2 separate regions of the Homo sapiens genome follow, and region 1 is linked to region 2. Evidence: chromatin loops called from intact Hi-C (ENCODE). Cell type or tissue: heart left ventricle. All regions are shown on one strand. Each heading gives the region's core, and the rest is flanking DNA. Links, peaks and the distances in the headings are about the cores only.

The links. Hi-C counts contacts between places; a loop is a spot of excess contacts. Peaks named below come from ENCODE experiments on the same cell type or tissue, not always from the same donor. Only the 100,000 strongest peaks of a DNase experiment are listed, where the experiment ranks them.
Region 1: a loop joins it to region 2, with 8 times the contacts of the local background. A loop is called at or near these places in 57 of 110 quality-filtered maps.

What each region holds. Positions count from the first base shown.
Region 1 is chr17:55,509,999-55,518,210 of GRCh38, reverse strand. SMIM36 (small integral membrane protein 36) reads left to right here and starts at 6,759. Exons shown (of 5, transcript NM_001395421.2): 1 at 6,759-7,332. The coding sequence starts at 6,877. The coding sequence ends at 7,158. In heart left ventricle, for the core only: a CTCF peak has its summit at 4,004 (motif pointing right); no DNase peak of the experiment used is centred there.
Region 2 is chr17:54,989,886-54,997,262 of GRCh38, reverse strand. STXBP4 (syntaxin binding protein 4) reads right to left here. Exons shown (of 18, transcript NM_178509.6): 4 at 6,306-6,438. Among named protein-coding and RNA genes, the nearest start is that of STXBP4, 25 kb to the right of the region's middle. In heart left ventricle, for the core only: CTCF peaks have their summits at 3,821 and 4,029 (motif pointing left); no DNase peak of the experiment used is centred there.

The sequences.
Region 1 (8,212 bases), core at 2,487-4,986, 520 kb before region 2:
TCTGCTCTCATGCTCTCTCTTGTCCTTTTACCTTCTACCATGGGATGACACAGCAACGAGGCCCTCGCCAGATGGTGGCCCTTCAATCTTAGATCTCCCATTTTCCAGAACTGTAAGCCAAGTTATCCAGTCTCAAGTATTCTGTTATAGCAGCACAAAATGGACTAAGATACATACTTCTCCCTGGATTTTCATGACACTAAGTGCTTCTGATTTTCCTCTTATCTCTCTGTTCACTCCTCTTTATTATTTGTTGATTTCTTCCTCTCTGTTTAACATTTAGATGTTGGGATACTCTAGGCTCTGTCCTTATTCCTCTTCTCTTCCTAATGTACACCTTCTTTTAATGTCATCTCATTCAGTTCTATGACTGTAAATATTACCTATATATTGATAAGTCTAAAATCTATATTTGCAACACTGACTTTTCCACTAAGATCTGAACTCAAATATCCAGCTGTCTTCTCACCATCTCCAATTTAATCCTAAGGATAACTCTTGATTCACCTCCCAAATTTACTTTCCTTCAGTCATCCACATCACTAAATGATACCTCCATATACCCGAGTTGTTCACTCTGTGACCTTGGTAATAAGAACCATGAAGTCTTTTCAATCAGGCATCTCTCAACTTGTTGTTGTTGTTGTTGTAACAGAGTCTCACTCTGTCGCCCAGGCTAAAGTGCAGTGGCACGATCTCAGCTCACTGCAGCCTTCACCTCCCAGGTTCCAGCGATTCTCCTGCCTCAGCCTCCCAAGCTGGGACTCCCTCAGCTGGGACTACAGGTGTGCAGCACCATGCCTGGCTAATTTTTGTATTTTCAGTAGAGATGGGGTTTCACCATGTTGGCCAGGCTGGTCTTGAACTCCTGACCTCAGATGATCCACCCTCCTTGGCCTCCCAAAGTGCTGGTATTACAGGTGTGAGCGAACATGCCAGGCCCATCTCTTACCTTTTGTATCTCAATCCTATTTCAGAGTCTTAGAAACTCTCCATTATTTTCTTTGCACCATCTTAGTATACCTTCAATAGTAAGGTAGCCCTGGTTTCTCCAGTTAGCTACCTTTCTTGGACATTGTTCTCTACTATTCCAGCATATTGCCATTCAGTGTTATATAGGGCATGAGACTTCTCCAGGAACCTGGCAGTCTTCCAAGAATATACTATGTAATCAAAGCTGAACCCTTTCTGCCTTGGAGTGCCCATCTAGGTGATTATATAGTCTTTCTTCTAAAAGATGGTATAGGGAGTGTTGGGGAGAAGCGTCTTCTCAGGGACACACTAACATCTAATCTCTTGTCACCTCCCCTTAGAATTCCTTTTTCAAATCTTCCTCAAGAATAGGAAGGCTGGCCAGTTGCAGTGGCTCATGCCTGTAATCCCAGCACTTTAGGAGGCCGAGGCAGGTGGATCACCTGAGGTCAGGAGTTTGAGACCAGCCTGGCCAATATGGTGAAACCCCATCTCTGCTAAAACTACAAAAAATTAGCCGGGCGTGGTGGCAGGTGCCTGTAATCCCAGCTACTTAGGGGGCTGAGGCAGGAGAATTGCTTGAAACCGGGAGGCGGAGTTTGCAGTGAGCCAAGACTGTGCCATTGCACTCCAGCCTGGGTGACAGAGTGAGACTGTCTCAAAAAAAAAAAAAAAAAAAAAAAAGGAAGACTGTTCACATTCCTCACTTTCTCTTTCCTACATTTTGGCCTGTTATATAAACTTTATGCTTTTGGTCTCTTGATACACAAAGCCAATATTTTGTAGTTCTAAAAATGGCCTTTGCTTTCCCCCACAATGCCTGGCTCAAAGTCTATGGACTTTGGTATAAGCGTACAGAATTTTACAAAGGAGCTCAAGAATGATGAATTTGACTCTTCCAGGCTGTGTCTCTCCTGAGAGTCAATACCCTTAGAAATCTTGGATGATGAAGGAGAAGAGAAATTGGTTCAAATAAGTCTTGGGAAGGAGAGGGAGAACCAACACCATAGCATCTTAAAAATATTATCCCTAGCTACATTGTTTTTCATTGTTTTGTAGGTTTTTATATTTTTTTCTGTGTCTTCTGAGGAATTTTACTGGGAAGATATAAAAGGCTACATCAGGGGCTTCCAGCCAAGTGCTATTTTAAACTGAAGGTCTTTGTTTTTTATAGAAGTAAATTTTACATACAGTAATTTTCTTTCATCCCATGCGTTTTCTTCATGGAGCCATACCTGAGAAGAAAGAGCCAGGAACCAAGCTCAAGTCTATAAGGGGCAAGCACCAAAATAAAATAGAAGAGGATCTAAAAGAGCTTGGTATACCTCCTGGTTTGCTGCAAGCCACATCTGGTTTTATTCACACATTAGATAGGTAGTATGTTAGTTTCCTAGGACTGCTATACCAAAATGCCACAAAATGAATGACTTAAAATAATGGAATTTATTCTCTCACAGTTGTGGAGACTGAAAGTCTGGAATCAAGATGTCAGCAGGGTTGTTTACTTCTGGAGGCTCTGAGGGAGGGTCTGTCCCAGGCCTGTCTTCCAGTTTCTGGTGGTGGCCTGCAGTCCTTGGCATTCCATGGCTTGCAAGATGTCTCGCTCCGATCTCTCTCTATCTTTCCATAGCATCTCCTCCCTGTGTGTCTCTGTGCCCTCACACAGCCTGCTTATAAGGACACCAGTCATTGGATTAAGGGCACATTACTTCTCCAGTGAAATCTCACCCTTAACTAATTATATCTGCCAAGACCCTATTTCCAAATAAGGCCACATTCTGAGATTCCAGGTGGATGAGTTTGAGGGGAGACATTATTCAACCCAGTATAGATGGAAAGAAAGACTTTTAAGTTGCGACAAAATATGGCAGTATTTCTCCAGAGGCTGCCAGGTGAGGCTCCCAAGTGAGCCACCTGCTTGATTACAAGTAGGAGGCTGAGAAGGGTGGTAGGTTGAAAGTTAGGTTATGTCCTCTTAGCATAAATTTGAGGGACAAGTGGACTTTTGAAAATCTAGATGGCTAGCATTTGGTTTTGTTCATTATTGCCTTTCTCACTTTTCTAGCATCTACAGCATCTTTCCCTCTTTCACTTTCCATTCTATCTAGTCAATAGTTCCAGCGCAAAAAAAAAAAAAAAAAAAAAAAAAAAACACTAGACTAGAATTCAAAAACATTGCTTTAATGTCTTGCTTCTGTCATTTACTATCTGTTTGGACTCGAGAAAGTCACGTCCCTGTGCCTGAATGTCCTCAACTGTGAAATAATCAAACTCCCAATGCTTTTTTAAATAAGTTTATAACATTTTTACCTCTGAAGTTGACACTTCTCTAAGGCACTAAGACTTTTGGGATACCATATTTTATCAAGGAAGCAAGGCACTCTGAAATACCAGAGATAAATTTTCATCCAGAATAGTTGATATACAAAAATATGTTTGTTTTAAGTAATAAACTCTACTTACCTAAAAATGTATTTATATGGGACACATATTTATCTGGTATTATTAAGTAATATTCCAGGCCAGCCATCAAAATGAACTACACTGCAAGTAAATATGTAAACAACTGAAGACCCATAGAATACCTGCCCAATGGGTCTTGAATGCTCCATAGAATAAGTTATGCATGTACCTGTTTTATTCATATTTTATGCAGTAGAAAAGAGAGATGAGAGGGTGAGAGGGAAAAAGGGAATGAGAATAAGCTCATTCAATTCCACTGCCTCTTTAAGCTTCAATTTTCTCATTTTAAAAAATTGGGTTGATAATTCCTTTTTTCCTCTGAGCTCTACATTTGTTATACAGTGTGCTTTCAGTATCACATTATCAAGCTCTAAAGTGCTTAGTACCTTGCTAGCATATGGTAAGTGCACAATTCATATTTGTAATAAACGAAGGAATTAGTATGTCAAGGCTACCTCAAGGGGTTCTTCTGAAATGCAGCTTGTTATTGTTTTTACCTATGTCACCCTGTCATCCGTCCCAGTTTGCCTATTGCCAAGTTTTTTTCTTTATTTAGCAGCCCCTGCTTTGGCCACTAGATGGCACCAGAGGAAAGTTCCTTAAAGACAGCAAAAGAAGGAAAGATGGGTGAGGTTAGCCCCAGTATGAATAAAGGAGCCACCCAGGTTAATTAAGTAAAACAAGCACCCAGCATTTCACCGAAGACATTGCAAGGAAGTGAAGCCTTCATGAGACTGGACTTCAAATGAACTTTGAGCACTGGTGGAAACAGAAACAAAAAACTCTCTGCTAATAGAAATAAGATACTGGAACCAAAGACAATAGCCTTGAACAAAACATTCCGGGACACCACGGGTATCAGCAGAATGGGGGCAATCTAAGAAGACAGGCCAGACCAGATCACTCACCATGATTAATGATTATCACCATTACACAGAGAAACCTAGATCTGATATGAAAACTCCACTCAATAGAGCAGATCTGTTGCATATATTTCAGTTTAATTTAATGTGGACTAAACTATATGTAGTTCTCATTTCAGAGTCAATTTTAACCAATCCTTGTGTCATCTATTTAAAGTCACCAAATAACTCCCCTAAATATTGTTACATGGAGGCACCTGGGCTATCCAGACTCAGTTTACTATAGAAGTCACGAATCTAGAGTCCCGAGTGGGCAAAAGAAAGTAGGCATCTGGTACATAATGCTGCCTTTTAAAGCCTCGCTTCTGTCTGGTGCATTGCACGTGACTTACAGATGCAACAGACAACTCTACTTGCTGTGTGATTCTGTGCTTACCAGAAACTTTCCAATTATAAATGGACTTTTCCTGTAGATCTGCCTTCAGGAAGAAAAAGCTATGTCCTTGCAAGCACAAAATTAATTCTCTGAATCTGTCGGACTTAAAACCTTGGACAGTGTTGAATTCTGTGTTGAATGCCCCCTGGAATAGCTCTTCACAGATCACCAAAGCCCTGGTGACCGCATATTGGCCCATTTTCTTCACGTCCTTTTTTTCTACTTTTATAGCCATGATTCTCCATCCTGGTTGCAGATCAAAATTATCCATGAAGATTTTTATTAATACAGATCCCCAGACTCTAGTCCCAAAGATTCTAACTCAGTAGATCTAGGGTTGATCCAGGTATCTGTATTCAAAAGAGACCCAATAGATTCCAATAAGGCTGACCCTAAATCTATGGTGTTTCAGAATCATGCATCTTCTGGATTATAATTCCATAAGTTAGTCCAGGACCATAGAATCATGGACGATATTATTTGGAAAAACGTCTCCAGATGCATAAGAACCCCATACTACAACATCTTCAAATGCTCAGGTTCCCATGGAAGCTCAGTATAAAGGAGGCTGACAGGAAGACACTAGCCCATTGAAGCTTAACACTAAGAAACCAGCAGACCTTTGGGAACTTCAGCTTTTAACTAGGAGTATCCAAAAAGTCCTATTAGCTATTGGAGAAAAGGCTACTGATGCCCTAGCTGGCCAAAAATACATATATGAGACCAAGACCAGATACGTAATTTGTGGGTCCCAGTGCAAAGTTGAAAAGTTAAGAATTTCAAGATGGCAACAGCAGAGCATTAAACCAAGTGTGAGCTCTTTCTGAGAATGGAACGTTGTGCAGCTGCACAGGGCACATGCCCATGAAGTAGCCTATGCGGGACTATTGGGACCAGGCTACAACTGAGGCAGGACAGTGATTTGTACATCAAGGAATAACTGTAATCCGATCAGTATCTGATCTTCCTCTCAATTTGCTTGTTTTTCTGCATCCTTGAGGCAGCCTTTGGGAATCTCTTTAAAATGCAAATTCAGTAGTGTCACTCCCCTGTGCAAAAGCATTCAATGGCATCCCATTGCTCTAGGATCATATCTAAAGTCCTGAGTATGGCCCACAAGTGCCTGTGCCTTCTGGCCCCTGTCTACCTCTCCCACCTTGTGCTCCCATTCTCTTTATGCTCCAGTCACACTGCCCTTGTTTCAGTGCTTGCAATTTTCCAGGCTCCTTTCTCTTCGGGTCTTCACATATGCAGTTCTTTGTGGCTAGAAGAATCTTCCCTGTCTCTTCTCACTTAGCTAAATTCTACTTATCCTTCAGGTCATAGGTTAAATGTTGCTTCTGCATGGAAGCTTTTTTGACCCACACTGGGACACGCTGTCCTCTTACCCTCTATTTGTCCCTTATAAACTGATTTCCACTGTTCTTAAATGGCGAATTGTGCAATTATCTGTTTAAAGGCTATCTTTCCTGCTAGACTACCTGCTTCTCTGTCTTATCACTGCCATATCCCCTTTGCTTAGTGTAGTGTCTGAAACACAGGAAGTAAGTACTCAAAAAGTAGTTTTGAATTAACTAATGAGAAACATGGCAACAAATGAAGAAAGGGTGAAAATATCAGGCACTAGTATCTTCTTCTTGTTGAAGAATCACATTTACTTCCAAAGCCTACTGACCTAATCTTCCAAATCACTCCATACATGGCACTAAACATCCCTTATACAAAGACAGCACAATTGTCCAGGACAATCCAATTTTTAGCTGTCATCATGGAGTGCTTATTAACAACACTTACTTTTGCTCACCAAACTGCCTGTGTGGATGCTGAATTATGTGAATGCTCTACTTATATACCATGATCCAGTAACTCATGAGCCATCTCTCTCTCTCTCTTTCTCTCTCTGTGTAGGCGAACTGATGACAGACAGCTTCTGTGTTTTGGTGGCTGTGGTATTAACAGCAAGCTTAAGTTATTAAACCGAGCAGCTTTAATCCTCGAGGTCTCCTGGAGCAGTAGGGATTAATGTATTTTTACTCCAGAGCCAATGTAGCTATTCCGATGCTCTAAGATCTGCTCTCTGCAATGCCCAAACTGACCCCAATTGCCTTTCTCTAGACCCACTTCTCCACCGTGGGAGAAGTGATGGAATTCTACTTGGAGATCGACCCTGTTACCTTGAACCTGATCATCCTAGTTGCGAGCTACGTCATCTTGCTCCTGGTCTTCCTCATCTCCTGCGTGCTATACGACTGCCGAGGCAAGGATCCCAGTAAGGAGTACGCGCCCGAGGCCACTCTCGAGGCCCAGCCCTCCATCCGGTTGGTGGTGATGCACCCAAGTGTCGCTGGGCCCCACTGGCCAAAGGGGCCTGGCCTTTCTTTGGGGGATCCTGCTCCACTAGGAAAGAAAAGCACCATGGTATGAGGCTGGCTAAGGGACACTGGGGAGAGACCACTAGACTTTCCATAGAGACAAACTGCTCCCTATCGTGGCTCCAATTCTCTCAGCACATGTATCCCGCTTGATGAAGGAAGTGAGAGCTCTGTCTTACTTGCTGTTTTCTCGTCACCTTCTTTGTGACAAAAGTAACTGTTTAAGGTAAGAAGCCCAAAGTGGTCTTTAGTCAAATTCTCCAAATGCAAACTGTCAGCAATGCTGTAGTATAATGAAGTTGGTTACTGGTACATTTCTGATGTTGCTGTCCTTGCAACTCACAGGAGAGAATGACTTTTGAGAAAGGATGCAATATTGTGTGTGTGTGTGTGTGCACGTGCACGTGCGTGTGTGTGATAAGGAATGAGACTAACTCCAGTCTAGTCTATTCTTTGCAAATTCTTTCTTTCCAAGGCAACCAGTTTTTTGTTGTTATTTTTCTTTTCTTTAAGAGACAGAGTCTTGCTCTGTTGCCCATGCTTAAGTGCAGCAGCGTGATCATAGCTCACTGCAGCCTTGAACTGGGCTCAAGCAACCTTCCCACTTCAGCCTCCCATGTAGCTAGGACTCTAAGGTCATGACACCACGCCTGTCTTTTTTTTGTAGAGATGGGGTTTCACTATGTTGCCCAGGCTGGTATTGAACTCCTGGCCTCAAGCAATCCTCCTGCCTCAGTCTCACAAAATGCTGGGATTATAGATGTGAGCTGCTGCACCCAGTCAAGGCAACCCCATTGAACTTGTTCAGACTTCAGAACATTATTATTTCTGTACCTACCAGCTCTTCACGTTCTATTCCCAACTCCAAGACAGAATAAGGAATGCATACAACTAAAACAACAAAGCTTGGAGCCTGGGTTCAAATCCTGCCTCTTCTACTTGCTAGCTGTGTGGCCATGGTTAAGTTGAGCCACCTCTGTGTCTCAGGGATAGTGATTGGACCACTAAGCTTTTGGGGCTATTTAAATGAGTTAATTCACCAAAAGCACTTGAGACAGTTCTTGACACACAGGGTTAGCTATGATGATGATCACTGATAATATTTC
Region 2 (7,377 bases), core at 2,608-5,107:
GTTTTTTTCTTTGCCTCCTAGAATAAGATCTTAGCTGATCATGTGAATTTCTGAACCTGTTTAAAAGTCAGAACCTGCAAATGAAAACAAAGCTATTTTTGTAAGTCTGGCATTCGAGTGCATTCTGCCCCAGATGGATTAATGTATATGTGAAGATACTAACTTCAGAGATATGTTGAGACCTCTTCCACACAGTCTAGATTCCAATTCAGCAGTTACAGAGCAACTACCTGACATGGGAGGCAATGTGCCAAGCACTTTCATATGCTGAACTTCAGATCTGAATTCTTTCACATTGACATTCATGTAGATGTTGAAATAATAATATATTCCTGACCACATAAACACTTCTGTTAAAAACGACCAGTACTATTCATTTCTATATTGACTTTGGTATATAGTTTTCTAAATAATACATTTCAATATTATGAGAAACCATCTATACAGCCTAATTCTGACTTAACTAACTCATTATACCTAATACTAAGGAATAGTCCTTCTGTAAGCCTTAAGATTCCTTTCCTGTACTTTTACAAGATGTAGACTGATGGTGACCTTCTTTTAACTCCAGTTATTACTGTGAACTGAGGCAAGTTGTTCAGCTTTTATGAACCTCTATTTTCTTAGCTGTAGAATGGGGATAAATATATGTAACACAAGGTTGCTATAAGAATTAAGTAACATATGTAAATTATAGCACATTATACGTGTTAAATAAGATGAAGTGAATGAGACTTCCATATCTGTTGTGGACAATTTTCATACTGATAGCAAATTTAATTATATTACTCATTAGATTGAGAACCTTTGATGGCTGCCAACTGGTAGGAAAAGTTGAAACTCCTCAACATCCCAAACCCAGCACAACAAATTTACTGCAACTTACTTTTTCTAGCTTCATCATCCACCTTCCACACCAGCATATTCTTCATTCTACTCTCAGAGAATGTGCCTCAAACCAGCCATGGTCTTTTGAACCTCAATGTTTTCACACATATGAATTCCCATCTAGAATGCCACCATCCACCCTGCCACTTCTCTGCAATAAACTCTGACTTAAACTTCACAGCCCAATTCAAACACTATCTCTGCTGGAAGTTTTCTCTAGTTGCCCAGGATTTACTTAATCGTTGTGTCTTTTTGCTCAAAAAGCACTTTTACTTACCTAAAGGATTGCACTTACTCTGTATGGTCCTTATGTTTACATATCTGCTTTTCCCTGCCCTCACATTAGAATATACTAAATCAGCAACTCCCAGTCTAGGGGCAATGATTCTTTTAGTGGGCCAGAATCACCAATTCTTTCATTAGGCATAACTAGAACTCTGTCCTTTTCATGGTTATTTCCCTGGTACAGTGCTAGGTACACAGTAAGTCCACAATAGGTTAAAGGGGGCCAAGAAACAGTCTGAGGAAATTAAGGTAGCTATGACAAAAATAATAATGGCAAAGGAATAAAGAGAGTGACACTGCAAAGCGAACCATCTTGGCTGCTACTTCTTCAGCTCCCACCAGTGGGACTGGTTTCTTCATAGTTTGCCATCCAGAGGCCTGATCCTGATATTTATCTAAAAGCCTTAGCCCTGGTTCCAGTGCTATGCTCCGCATGAAAACAGATTTCCTCTGAAAGTTAAATATGTCCTACTTCAATGCCACAAATTACATGATGACACTGACTGTGAGACCTATAATTTCAGAGATAGAAGAGGAAAAAATACGTACATACACACACTCATAAGTATATTACATACCGATATATGCATGTTATATATATGTGTGTGTGCATGCATAGCTTATATGTATATGTTTTAATGTATATCTTAGAACCAACTGAAGAAAATATGAAATATACTATCAGATTTGAAGAGAGGATTTTGATTTCTGTCTGCTTTCCCTATGTTACCAGCAACAAAAGAAAGAAATAAAAATGAACATTTGAGAACTTTAAAGTGTTGTCGGAAATCTGACACAAAGGCCCAAGGAGGAAGTACCTTGGTGTGGAGCCCAAATGGTGCCAGTGGAAGGGTAAATAAGCAGATCAGTAATCCTCAGAAATGTGAGAAAATGACTACGGGACCGTTCATTCATAAATTTAAATTGAGCAAGTATGTATGTGTCAGGCACCACAGTGGGGACTAACAATATTACTGTGAATAAAATCAGATAGCATCCTTGCCCTTAAGAAACATACTGTCTTGTGGTTCAGGCAGAGATGATTAAACAATCATAAATATAAATATATCATTGCAAACTGAGGTAGGTGACACAAAGGAAAGGAATGGGATTTAGGAGCATATGTAGAAAAAAATAAAACCTAGCCTAGACTGGGGGAAAGCAGGCAACACAACCCTTAGGCAGCAGTCTTTGAATTGATAACTGGAAATAATGGGGGAAAGGAAATGGAGTGCTGTTTCCTAAGGGAACAGCATATGAGATGGAAAAGAAAAAAAAAAAAGAGAAATTCGCCCCTTCCAGGAACTGAGAAAATGCTACTCTGGAAGCATAGTGATGGAGAGGCAGAGAAGGACAGGGCAGAAGCCACACTATATGGAACCTTGCAGGCAACCAAATATTAGTAAGATATGTAGGTTGGGAGGGAAATAGGTATGGTGCATAAGAACAAACGATGCTACTGAAAGGGCTGATTCAAAACTGATGACAGTTTAAGCTCCAGTGATAAGAATAAAGATCAAGAAGACTGATGGGTTCAAGAGATATTTCGAGAGTAAAAAAGTCAATGGTATGTGTTAATGAATTGAACAGTGTTATGGGAGTTGAAATAGGAAGCTGTTAAATTTTCTGACTTTGTGTAGCTAGAAGCTGTCATTCACCAAGACTAGGTAAACTGGAAGAGACTCTGTTTGGGAAGAGTTGAGCAGAATATGGTGTGATGTAAATGTCATGAGTTCTGCTTCAGAAATGCTGAGTTTGAGATACCTTTAAGAGGTCCAAGTAAAAATGTTGATCAGGGAACTGAATATGGGTATGAAGCTTAAAGGAGTGTCTTGGCCAGAAAAAGGGTCTAGGATTGACCCCAGATAGATATGGGACTAGCTGACACAGTGAAAGGGCCTTGGAGCTCTCTTATTTCCTTAACTTTAGCAATTAATACAGTAGTTCTCAATTTATAGGGTGCCTCTAGCTCTTAGAGCTGAGGGAATCTTGGTTCTGCTTGAACTGAAAAGATGTATTCATAATATCCCATATTTGAACTCTGGATATGTTTTTCAAAGAAACATACTATTTTGCTTCTACTAAACCAGTATTTTATTCTCATATTTTCCAGGAGGAAAACTTTTGGGGTGGGTGGTGGCAAACCATGAATAATTAAAGAAAATTTCTTCTGCGTTCCAATAACTCCCTTACAGTTTGGAAGATTTGAAAATATAAATGAAATATAATCTAGCTATAAGCTTGAGATAGCCTATACTGTTAATTATGAAACATTATAATGTTAAAACAAAATTACAGAAAGTTAAAGCATTCATATGCATTTAAAAAATATTAACAGTTACTCAGTTCAGCAACTTCATTAAGATAACCTTATGAGTTTGTGTTTCCTATTCCACAGATTCTACTATGTAGAAATTTTGTGCAGACTAGAAATTTATTAACATGTTAAAACAGTATTTAGAATATAGTAAATGTATTAATACATTGTTGTAAAATAAAGTTATATCAATTTTGTATTTGAAGAATATGCATATGCATAGAGCTCTCCATCTTGAGAAAATATTTAAAAATAATGTAAGCACTAGAAAATTACTTCTATAAATTTTTTTATTTTTTAGAAATGCTCTGTTGCCCAGGCTGGAGTGTAGTGATGCAATCATAGCTCACTGCAACCTGGAACTCCTGGGCCCAAGGGATCCTCCTGCCTGGGCCTCCAAAAGTGCTGGAATTAGAGGCATGAGCCATCACCCCTGGTCCTCTTCTCCTACACCTTTTTCTATCTTGCCTGTTTTCCTTGGTCAGATATGACCAGGTAGGAAGAACATTAATAGCTCTGTGCTGCCCTCTAGTGCTAAGTAGAGAATATAGTCAATGAGAAAATTTTGCCTTTTAATACTTCAGTAAAATTCTAACAAGAAAAAGTAGATATCATAAGAATAATTTCTTAATCTGCTATCACTGACAGAAGATAAAGAGTCATTCAGCACCACCGCTATCAACTTATTACTCTAACTCCAAATAGTTTTCATCGTAACAAACAAGCACAAATTGATGCTTGTCTTAAAAGCAAATTCTTAGGTCAGGCGTGGTGGCTCATGCCTGTACCCCCAGCACTTTGGGAGGCTGAGGCGGATGGATCGCCTGAGGTTGGGAGTTCGAGACTAGCCTGGCCAACATGGTGAAACTCTGTCTCTACTAAAAATACAAAAATTAGTTAGGTGTGTTGGCACGCACCTGTAATCCCAGCTACTAGGGAAGCTGAGAGGTGGGAGAATCGCTTGAACCTGGGAGGTGGAGGTTGCAGTGAGCCGAGATTGTGCCACTGCACTCCAGCCTGGGCAACAGAGTGAGACTCTGTCTCAAAAAAAAAAAAAAAAAAAAAAAGGAAGCAAATTCTTATCACTTGTTGGGTACCCTGATCTACTATTGCATTATATCAAGTGTAGTTTAAGAAATGCCTTACTATATTGAACACACACACACAGACACACACTCACACACACCTCTCAGCTTTAACACTAAAGTAACACCTCAATTCTTGGAAGAAAAAATTCATTTTTTTGTTTTTTTGAATTTGTTTAAATTTAGCTTTTAAATATTTATTTAATAATTTAAATTTAATAGCCAAAAATTTATGCCATTAAACTTATTAAATAATACTTTTTTTTTTTTTTTGAGACAGGGTCTTGTTCTGTCATCCAGGCTGGAGTGCAGTGGCACGATCATGCCTCACTGCTCTTGATCTTCGGGGCTCAAGCAATACTCCCACCTCAGCCTCCAAGTACCTGGGACTACTGGCATGCAACACCATGCCGGGCTGATTTTTTTTTTAATTTTTAATAGAATTCAAGTCTCTCTACGTTGCCCAGGCTGGTCTCAAACTCCTGAGCTCAAGCAATCTTCCTGCTTCTGCCTCCCCAAAGCTAGGATTACAGGCATTAGCCACCATGCCTGGCCTCTATAACACTTAGAACTCGGAAAGTATATTTAAAAGATGCCTTATTATCTGAACAAGCATAAAACAATTGAAAGTACTACAACTATTTTGGAAGTTATTGGTAAAACGGAATTTTTCCCTAACAAGACAAAAAAATCCAGCTGAAAAGATAAACTGCTTAGTAAACAAGTGTTTGCAGTGGTGGGGGAGGGATATGGGCGGTGGGTAAAAGTAGTAGGACTGTTTATTTAACCAAACAACAAGAACAAAATAAGAAGATCCTTTCTCATGCTATATAGCTTGATATTAATAGAATATTTTATTAATTCTTAATTATTAATATAATTTTATTAAATTATTTACATTTGATATCTCTCCAAAATCAAATGGAGTCAATCAAATGGAGAATATTTTATTAATTTTATTAATTCTTAATTATTAATATAATTTTATTAAATTCTTTATATCTGATATCTCTCCAAAATCAAATGGAGGCAATTTTCAAAAAATGACACATAATCACTTTAGTAAAACAGAAACAGCAAATGAAATCCAAGAAGAATGAGAATTTAAATATAGTAACTAGTTTGTTAAACTGCTGGGGTTGTCCTTCAAATTTGGGTCTGAGCTTCCTACCAACCAAAGTGAAAGGGAGCTCATTATATATTTCTTACACTGAAGAGGAGAGTAAGACTTTCTAATTCCTAAAAAAAGACATTTTCTGGTTTTAATGAGTGATAAAACTCATTAGCTCAAGCTACAAGAACTGCGAATTCAGAAATTAGATTTTGTTTGCTGTTTCTGTTTTGTTTTGCATTTAGTAGAGGCTAAATGAATGTAATTAAAGTTCTACTGATCCAACTTAATAAAAACTCAAAGTAGTAGAAAGATAACAAGTCATCAAATATAATTTCTCTCAATCAGATACAGGATAAAAGTTGAACAGCATGTAATTTAAAAATAATAACCTTATCTTACAGTCAGAAATATCTATTATTTTCATAGAAGAAGAACCTATTTATTTCTTAGTTTAAAGCTCCTTGAGGGCAATAGTCTTATCTTCTAATTCCTTTGTATTTTTCACTGAGGTATGGTCACAGTGGATATAAATTCACTAATAAAGAAGAAAAAATAAACTTTACCACTGGTGGGTCTTTTTGTTTGTATTTTTGGTGGGCATGGGACATATTTTTACCTTATAACAGTCTCCTCCAGGAATAATTTCCTGAATATATACCAATGGGCCTTCATTCCGGTTAATTCCTCCTAGTACCTTCAGGCCAAGGCCTGTTTCCTTGGCAATTGTAATCATCTGAAAGGCAGGATCCCTAAGATAAAGTAAATTAGCACACACAGGTTAGTCTAGAGATCTGCACCTATTTTTTTCTTTAAACTACTTATTAAATCAAAATCTGAGATCTAGAGCAGCAACCCCTCACCTTTTTTGGTACCAGGGACTTGTTTCATGGAAGACAATTTTTCCAAGGTGGGGGGAGAGGGAATGGGGTTGCAGAGGGGTGATGGTTTCGGGATGATTCAAATGCACTACATTTCTTGTGCACTTTATTATTACATTGTAATATATAATAAAATAATTATACAATTCACAATAATGTAGAATCAGGGGGAGCCCTGAGCTTGTTTTCCTGCAACTAGACAGTCCCATCTGGGGGTGAGGGGAGACAGTGACAGATCACCAGCCACTAGATTCTCAAAAGGAGCACGCAAGCTAGATCCCTCACATGCACAGTTCACAATAGGGTTCATGCTCCTATGAGCATTGAATGCCGCCATTGATCTGACAGGAGGCAGAGCTCAGGCAGTAATGCTTACTTGCCCTAGACTCACCTCCTGCTGTGTCGCCTGATTCCTAACAGACTACGGACCACTACCAGTCTGTGGCCCAGGGATTAGGGACCTCTGATCTAGACAACCCAAAATACTTAGTACTTACTAGCAGTGACATTTTTAAAAAGTATGGTGACATAACAACAATTAAATGAGTTTGCTTGCATATACTTTTAATTTTCCCTACAAAACATCCAAAACACAAAAGAATTTACAATGATAATGCTTATTTCTTTGGAGTAGGACAAAAATGTATTAAAGGCGACGGAAAAGATTTGCTTTTACCTGGTTATTAGACTACTTGAAGAATTCCAAAACTAAATATTTTAAGTAGCTTTAAAAGACATGTCTGTGGCCATTTAAAGCAAAGTAAATATGACTTCCATTTGAATCTCAAATTTTATCTTTTTAATTTAGAA